Regions from separate parts of the Homo sapiens genome. Here region 1 is linked to region 2. Evidence: read pairs that join two places in POLR2A ChIA-PET (ENCODE). Cell type or tissue: A673. All regions are shown on one strand. Each heading gives the region's core, and the rest is flanking DNA. Links, peaks and the distances in the headings are about the cores only. Region 1 has its middle 80 kb from the start of LINC02793. Region 2 holds the start of MIR4425 (microRNA 4425).

The links. Peaks named below come from ENCODE experiments on the same cell type or tissue, not always from the same donor. Only the 100,000 strongest peaks of a DNase experiment are listed, where the experiment ranks them.
Region 1: POLR2A ChIA-PET joins it to region 2 with 12 read pairs; 2 of 35 experiments call an interaction of 5 or more read pairs at or near these places.

Annotation. Positions count from the first base shown.
Region 1 is chr1:25,119,085-25,123,466 of GRCh38, reverse strand. No RefSeq gene overlaps it. Among named protein-coding and RNA genes, the nearest start is that of LINC02793, 80 kb to the right of the region's middle. In A673, for the core only: no CTCF peak of the experiment used is centred there; no DNase peak of the experiment used is centred there.
Region 2 is chr1:25,020,421-25,024,802 of GRCh38, reverse strand. MIR4425 (microRNA 4425) reads right to left here and starts at 1,300; the gene lies at 1,217-1,300. RefSeq lists enhancers at 1,673-2,202, 1,102-2,664, 3,543-3,652, 3,143-3,669, 3,670-4,198. In A673, for the core only: no CTCF peak of the experiment used is centred there; DNase peaks (open chromatin) are centred at 1,792 and 2,302; H3K27ac peaks cover 3,032 bases.

The sequences.
Region 1 (4,382 bases), core at 208-4,207, 99 kb before region 2:
CATTCAGGCTGGAGTGCAGTGGTGCCATCTTGGCTTACTGCAACCTCTGACTCCTGGGTTCAAGCCATTCTCCTGCTCAGCCTTACGAGTAGCTGGGATTACAGGTGTGCGCCACCACGCCCGGCTAATTTTTGTATTTTTAGTAGAGATGGGGTTTCACCATGTTGGCCAAGCTGGTCTTGAACTCCTGACCTCAGGTGATCCACACTTTGGCCTCCCAAAGTGCTGGGATTACAGGCGTGCTACTGCACCTGGCCTTACATTTTTTTTTTTTTAGATGAAAGACGAGGTCCGCTAAGGCAGGAATGCCTAGTGTCCATGAAAGTCATAATGCAGCCCTAGGTACAAGCTGCTGTGCCCCTTAGACCATCTGATCCAGCTGATCTGAAAGTGTCAGAGGTGTCGCTGCTAGATCGGCACACCATGCAGAGCATCTTGTGAGATCCACGGGGAGGGTCAGAGCACAGATCCCTGGAGTTCTGTATCAAGGCCAGGCCTCTCTGGCAGAGAGGACTCTCCATTGCAAAAGCAGCTCCTGGCATGACACCGAACAATGGTAGATATGGAGTACTTCACTGTGGAATGCAGGTGACCATGTGGCAGAGCTGCCTGTCTGTTGTGAGCTGTGTATTGTCAGAGCTTCCAAATAAAAATGCTAGTTATAATGCTTCGAGTTATATGATGGAAATGGTTTATTTGGGGTTGGGTCCAAGCAGGTTCAGCAGGCACAAATAAATTATATGAACAGATAGCAGGGCAGAACCCATATAACTACCTTTTCCAAACTGACACTTCTCTATTTTTTTTTCAATAGAGATGGGTCTCACTATGGTTTTTTTTTTTTGTTGTTGTTGTTGTTGTTTGTTTTGTTTTTCTGAGACAGAGTCTTGCTCTTCACCCAGGCTGGAGTGCAGTGGCATGATCTCGGGTCACCGCAACCTCCATCTCCCGGGTTCAAGCAATTATCCTGCCTCAGCCTCCCGAGTAGCTGGGATTACAGGCATGCACTACCATGCTAATTTTTGTATTTTTAGTTGAGACAGGGTTTTGCCATGTTGGCCAGGCTGGTCTCAAACTCCTGACCTCAGGTGATCCGCCTGCCTAAGCCTCCCAAAGTGCTGGGATTACAGGTGTGAGCCACTGCGCCCGGCCAGGGTCTATGTTCAAACTCCTGGGCTCAAACTCCCGGGCTCAAGAGATCCTCCCACCTCAGTCTCCTGAGTAGCTGGGACCACAGGTGTTTGCCACCACGCCCAGCTAATTTTTATTATTATTATTTTTTGTAGAGACCAGGTATTGTTATGTTGCCCAGGCTGGTCTTGAACTTCTGGCTCAAGCAATCCTCCTGCCTTGGCCTCCCAAAGTGCTGGGATTACGGACATGAGCCACTGCACCTGGCCAAACTGATAGCTCTGACTCAGCTCACAAGTATGGCCTCAGAGGGTTCTTTAGGATCAACTGAAGAAAAGAACTCGGCTGGTTCACAGGTAGGTTGGAGCCATATATAGCACTGGCAAAACATGGACAGTTACCACCCCCTGGGGTGACCCTGGAAGACAATGGTGAAGAGAAATCCTCCTAGAAGAACACAGCAGTGGTAACTATACTCCACGGTCCCCACTGCACAGAGAGAAAAGCGACTCCCTACGTGGGAACGCATGACTCCTCGGCGTGGCTAATGGCTTGGCTCTGCTTTCTGGGGAAATCCGAGCTAGGACCTCAGGCTTACTCTCTTTCAGGCACTCATTAAATCCTTACGCAATTTTATCAGGTGGGTATTTTTGTAATCCACACTTGATAGATAAGGAAACTGAGATACAGAAGGGTTTGATAAAAGTTGCTCAAAGTCTCACAGTTAATAAGTGGCACTCTGGCCGGGTGTGGTGGCTCACGCCTGTAATCCCAGCACTTTGGGAGGCCGAGGTGGGCGGATCACGAGGTCAGGAGTTCGAGACCAGCCTGGCCAACATAGTGAAACCCTGTCTCTACTAAAAGTACAAACAATTAGCCAGGCGTGGTGGCAGGCACCTGTGATCCCAGCTAGTCGGGAGGCTGAGGCAGGAGAATCGCTTGAACCCGGGAGGCAGAGGTTGCAGTGAGCTGAGATCACGCCATTGTACCACTCCAGCCTGGGTGACAGTGTGAGACTCCGTCTCAAAAAAAAAAAAAAAATTGCTGGGTGTGGTGGCATGCCTGTAATCCCAGCTGCTTGGGAGACTGAGGCAGGAGAATTGCTAGAACCTGGGAGGCGGAGGTTGCAGTGAGCCGAGATCACACCACTGCACTCCAGCCTGGGAAACAGCAAGACTCCTCAAAATAAATAAATAAATAAATAAAAATAAAGTGGCACTCTGAGGTTCAAACTCAGGCAGTCCAGCTTTCCACTAATTTTCATGGTAGGGTAGAATGACTAGTACCATGCTGGAAGTTGAGACATCTCTGGGTTCGAATCCCAGTGACGACAACAATATCTTGGAGGGGTCTTGGGACAAGTTTCGTCTGTACTGTAGGGCCGTTTCCTCTTATAAAATGCTCAAACTCTATTATCACAAATGCTTCTAAGTTACTTGATTCTTCTGGGCATTCCAGGGGTTCAGGGTGGGTGAGGTACAGGGTGGTACACATATGAATAAGCCATAGTTCCCCACTAACACTGCAGCCCTCTCCGCAAGCGACAGCCATAAAGGCTGCATTCTTCACCTACCTGAGCAATTATGGGTTTGGAGGTTTTTAAATAATGATTCCAGCATGTGCTTTGTATAAATAAAGGTTGGGGCAGGGGGAGATGAGGGGAATGTGGGCCTGGCTCGTTTGCGCAGCTAAAAATAGAAACGTGAAAGTCCTATAATGATGAGGCAGAAACTTAAAACAAATTTCTTGGAAAATTTCATCCCCACCCCACATTGCCCAGGTATTTCCCCCTTTTCGCCTTGTGCAGAAGGAGGAGGGGAAATTGGGGTGAGGCGTGGGTATCACGACACACACTTCCTTCCTGGTGCTGAGAAGGAGGGGCTGAGGAGACCAAACTGGGAACAGAACGTCTGTTCAGGAGCCTGATGCAGGCTGACACGGGCCTTTGAGCTCCCTGAGTGGCATTTACAGCCACAGATATGGAAAAGAAAATAAATCTCCCAGACTTGGCATCTTGCTTTAATTAATACCATAATCAAGTTTCTGGCCTTGTGGAATGGAAGGATTTCAACACTCAAGGCCCCTCTGGCAGCCCAGCAAGAAGTGGGCCCCCTGGCCAGGCAGCCCCCAGGGCAATGGGCTGGCCAGGCAGGGCCAGGAGATCAGGGAGGGTGTGCTCAGGGATCCTGGACAGAACCGCGAGATGGGCTCCAGGTGTGAGGCAGGGGGCTCAGGAGGGAAGAAGGAGGGAAGAGGGAAGCCTCTATGGAAGGTCCTAATCCCTTGTGTTTATTGTGCATTTATTATGTCCTGAGCTTTCACCTTTATTTTTCCATTCAATCCCTACAGAAGAATTGGAGTTGTACTCCTCATTTTCCAGATCAGGAAACAGACCCAGAGAAATGGTGTGATTTGCCCAGAATCACACAGCTAGAAGGTGGTGGAGCTGGGATCTGAACCTAGGCTCTGTGAGTCGAGAGAGGCAGAGGATGGTGAACCAGCTCACTGAAGGATGGAGGACTGGTGCCTTCCATGTCTCCCCATGGCCTGGGTGGGAGGTAGGGAGGGCGTCCCTCTCAATCAGGATCACCCACTGTCTCTGTTTTAGCTGACAGAAGTCTTCCAAGGAGGGGCTGGGTGTGGTGGCTCACGCCTGTAATCCCAGCACTTTGGGAGGCTGAGGCGGGTAGATCACTTGAGGTCAGGAGTTCAAGACCAGTATGGCCAACATGGTGAAACCCTGCATCTACTAAAAATACAAAAATTAGCTGGGTGTGATGGTGGGCGCCTATAATCCTAGCTACTGGGGAGGCTGAGGCAGGAGAATCCCTTAGAACCCAGGAGGTGGAGGTTGCAGTGAGCTGAGATTGCACCACTGCACTCCAGTCTGAGCTACAGAGCAAGGCTCTGTATAAAAAAAAAAAAAAAAAAGAAGTCTTCCAAGGAGGATTTGGGGGTTGAGAGGCGATGGCCATATTTAAAAAGTGGCCTCAAAAGGAGAGAAGTGGTAGGTGCTGAGGAAGGTGGAGGAATGAGTGTGTGGAGCCCAGGTTGGTTCTCCAGCAAGTTCCCAGCCCTCCTAGGGGCTAGACGGAATGGATACCCAGGCTGCCTCCAATACACAGTCTCCACAGCACCACGAACCAAGAGCACAAAGAAGGAACCACAGTCCTGGCTGGCTGGGCCTCTGGTCCCCTGGGTGCTGAGCCAGGGTTGGGGCCAGGGCCTGATTTCTGCCATTCCCTCTCCCT
Region 2 (4,382 bases), core at 193-4,192:
AACGGCAGCGCCTTTGCTGGCATGGCTGGTCTGTGGTCAGATAAGCTGCTCCCCACCCACCCTGGCATGGCCACTGGGAAGCACGCTGTGGTCCACTGATGGCCTCTGCTGCCAGGATCCAGGTCTGAGGCCACAGCTGTCTGCATCAATGGCAGTGCTCGAGGCACTCACTGGACATCTCTAGATGGCGGCTGCTGTTCCTTCAATGGGGGCAGCCCAGCCTCACTTTGAAGTCCATCACTCAAGGGACCCCAGCTCCTCCAAGACCCTGGACCCCCAAGACTCTCTGTGCCCACCTCTTCCCAGAACCTCTCTCTGGCCCTGGTGATCTTTCGACTCCCAAGGATGGAGCTGAGTGGTCCTTTCTTACGGGACTTCAGGGTAGCAGAGAGTGGCAGCAGGACAGGGGACCTTCCTCCCTGCTCCCATAATGCTCCAAGGCCATCACAAATAGCCCGGGATCTCCAATAGCCCGTGGCACAGCTGCCCTGGGAGAGTAGGCTACTCTGAGACCGCCTGTCTCCCCCAAACCCTCATCAGGCAGCAGTTTCAAGGCCTGTGTTCTCCAGGGGGCATCAAAGGGATTTCTGTATAATGACAGAGAAGCTTCTGGAAAATTTTCATGGCCATTGGTGCTCCAGGCTTCTCCCAGCCTCTGGCCACCTTGGTGGTACTTATTCAGTCCACAAACCTTGGGGACCTACTGTGTGCCAGAGACTGTGCTTGCCGTGGGGATGGGGCAATGGGAGGCCAGACCCATCTCTACCCTGGGGACACTCACAGTCTGGGTGAGGACACAGGCGGAAACAGTGATTTAGCTGCCGTGGTAGTGAGTACACAGAGACTCGCTGTGCGTCACCAGGGTACCTGACAGAGACAATCCTGGAAAGTTCCTGGAGGAAGTGACCTTCCAGCCCATCTCTGAGCCTTGGGGAGGATATAGTCAGGCAATTGGGGAAGGGTCAGTGCTTCAGGCAGGGGAAGAGCATGTGCAAAGCCTCTGAACAGAAGGGGCATGCCCTTTATAGCCTTGAGTCCAAATCCTTATTAGTTACGTTTGCCAGGGACAGGTTGGCACAGTGGCTAAAGGCTGGGGCTCTGGCATCACATGGCCTAGGTTTGAATCTCACTTTGCTGCTTACTAACTATGAGACAATGTATAAATTACTTGACCCCCTCCCCATCCTTCAGTTTCTTCATCTGTAAAATGGGAATATTACTTTACACGAATGGTCCTGCTGAATCCCAACAACACTTCGCAAAGCTGTTGGGATTCAATGGGACCATTCATGTAAAGCACTTAGCACACAATAAATGCTCAATAAATCTTACCACGAATCTCACCTACTGAGCATCTGTGTGTGTTCCGCAGTTTATCTTCACACAGATCTGTGAAGCTTGGACCCACTGCTCCATTTCATAGATAAGAAGACTGAGGGTTAGAGGACTGAATAAGGTGGAGATCGACTGAGGTTTTGGAGGAATCAGGGAGGCTTCTTGGAGGAGGTGGTGGCTGAGCTGGGTGTTGAGAATGGCCACCCCTGCCCCACCCACCAGTCAGGAAGGCTCACTCTAAGCAGAGTATTTCAGCTTCAGGGGCTCCACTGGTCCCGGGCTCCCTGGGTCTGGGGATGGAACAAAAGGGCTGCCCTGGGCACTCCCAAGGCCTCCCAGGAGTCTCAGCAGGGAAGGCCCCATCGGGCCAGGTTCTCAGGCTACAGAGCCTCCAGCGAGCATCAAACAACAAAAAGGCTTTTCTCACTCTGGATGAGTCACCAGAGCGAGCAGACGCCCCGTCCCTGTGCTGAAGAAGATGAAACCACACATCTGAAGAAGTTTCCCACGCCACCACTTGCTTTAAATAGCTGCAGAGAGAAGTGGAGGAGGGAGGGAAGGGGAGAGGGGGTAGGGAAGCAGGGCTGTCCGCACCAGGACCTGGCTGGGGTCTCCCCCATACCCCAGGACCCTGACACGCACCCCTTGAAGCAGGTTGTTGATGAGAACTCAGGCCCCATGGGTGCCAGGGGAGCCCAGCAGAGGCCCAGAGCCCACGGTGGGCCAGGGCACAGCAGACAGATAGGCAGACAGCAGGAGACACATCCAGCTGGGCCGTGGGGTGCACACCCCTGTGTCAGGGTGCAGGCCCAGGAAGGGGGAAGTTGACCTCACTGTGCACCCCGGTGCAGCCTCTAGGCCCCCAGCCAAGCTTCCTCGCAGGTCACCTGACACCCCTGAGTGCTCTGGCTGTGCCCCCCTGCCTGGCTAGGTTCGTGACTGAGCCCTGGGCGGCATTTCCGGAGGCAGGCCGGGAGCTGGGGCTGCTTACGCACTTGCTGTCCCCCCCCGCCTCCAGCAGGGCCGGGTGAGAAGAGAGCCCCCCATCCCCCCCTTCCCGTAAATGAGCTCACCCCCACCCCAGGGCCTCACAGGGATTCTAAGAAGTGGAAGCCAGGCACCTGCTCCTCGCCCACAGCAGGGGGTGGGGGTGGGGTAGGAGGGGGAGGGGCAAGGGAGAGGCCAGGGGTCCTCATAACCCCTCAGCTCAGCCCTCAGGCCTAGGCCAGGGTTCAGGGGCGGCCCCAGGGGTTGGTAAATATTCTTTCCCTTAGGTGTGGAAGAATGCCCTCTCTGTTGTCCATGCGAGAGCAGTGCAGTTCAGGATGCCTCCATGGCCCGGGCCCATTTTTCAGAAGGCAAACTAAGGGAATCCCAGAGATGCCTTGGAGGCCAGTCTGGTTCCCTCCCACGCTGGGAGTAAGATCACCTCCTGGATGTTCGGGCAGCCCTTGGTGACCATCAGTGGCTCACTAAATATCTGCCTTTGGAGACCCTCTAAGCCAAGGCCCAGAGAGGGCAGTGATTTGTCCAAGGTCACACAGCAGGCCGGGGGAGGTCCAGGCATACCTCTAGGTGAGTCCATACCCTGCCCAACCCACCAGTACTGCCAGCAAACATTCATTTGGCATCTACTGGATCCTTTGCAGGGACATGGGATTAAATAAGACAGCATCCCACCGACGGGGTCCAAAAAATAATCATGAGCAGTCGCCAGAACCTGGGCCAGGGGATCTCAGTGCTGCCTTCTCATCCAGGTCTCGAGGCTTTGAAAAAATACAGATTCCAGGGCTCCAGCCCTGAGATTAGGATTCAGCAGACTGGGAAGGAGCCCAGGAACCTGCATTTTATAAAGTTCCTCTAGTTGATCTGATGGATTGAGAAGCTTGGAACAGACTGTAAGCAAATTGAGGGCAGGGGCTGCCCCGAAGGAGGGGAGGGGTTTTCCAAGGGCTTCCAGTGAGAGACACACACCCCAGCCTTCCCCTCCCACACCAACCTCTGCCTGTACACAGGGCCCAGCCCAAAGAGGCTTCCAGGAACGAGGCACTGACAAGAATAGTTCCAAGAGGCTGAATGACGGCCCCCGCCTCTCTCTGCTCTCCCCACTCCCGAGTTCACATGCAGGACAGGGTGGCCATGCTCCAGGCAGCCAACGAGGTGGGCGATCCCACTGTGGACGGCTCTGCCTGGTGTTAGGGCCCTGGCCTGTGCCCTCCGTCCCCCGTCTGCACCCTCCCTGAGGTCCCTGCGGCCCAGGCTGGGTGGCTCCAGGCCTCCGTAGGCTGTAGGTCCTGGGGTGAGGGGGAGTCTCTTGTCTGTCCAGAGAGTATGAGGCTGGGAAAGGCGGGGGTGCTAGGACCTGCAGCTAAGGTGTGTGCGGGCTCGCTTCCTGGTACTCGAGGAGTTTGGTGCTCCCGGGCCTGGTAGCGTGGGAAGCAACATGGAGGCCCTGGGCTGGGCTGTCCCTGTGTGCCTGGCAGAGCATCCAGCCAGGACCAGGCTCAGTGAGGACTCATGGACCGACTGATCTGGGGATGTGGGTGGCAGAAGCTGCCCCCTCCCTGTCTCTAACGCAGTGCCCAGCTCGGCCACCTCACGAGGCCACTGTCCTCTCAGACTCCATGTCTGCTTCTGTGCAATGGGCAGCAGGGGTGGGAAGAGAAAGGCTTGTCCAGGGCCACAGTGGGGCTAGAGGGAGCAGCCAGGCCCCTCAGCAGGCCTGCTCCTAGCGCCAGGGGCCACATCCCCACAGCCTCCGCTTTTGCAGAGGGCAGGGGAGACAGAAGTCACCGAGAGGAAGTAGAGAGCCCTCCCCAGACCCATCTGAGTGGGGCTGCCAATCGCCGGCTCTGGAGCTTCGAGCAGGGCATGGTGCCACGCCTCTCAGAACCCCATTTTCTCATCTGTGCAGCAGAGACCCCCCGACTCCAGAGGGCTGCTTTGAGGGTTAAATGAGCAAAATCTCGTGAATGTGTGAGGAATAGTCATTATTTCGATAGGCGTGATTGACATTTTTCTCACTAGAGTGTGAGTTCCAGGGGCAG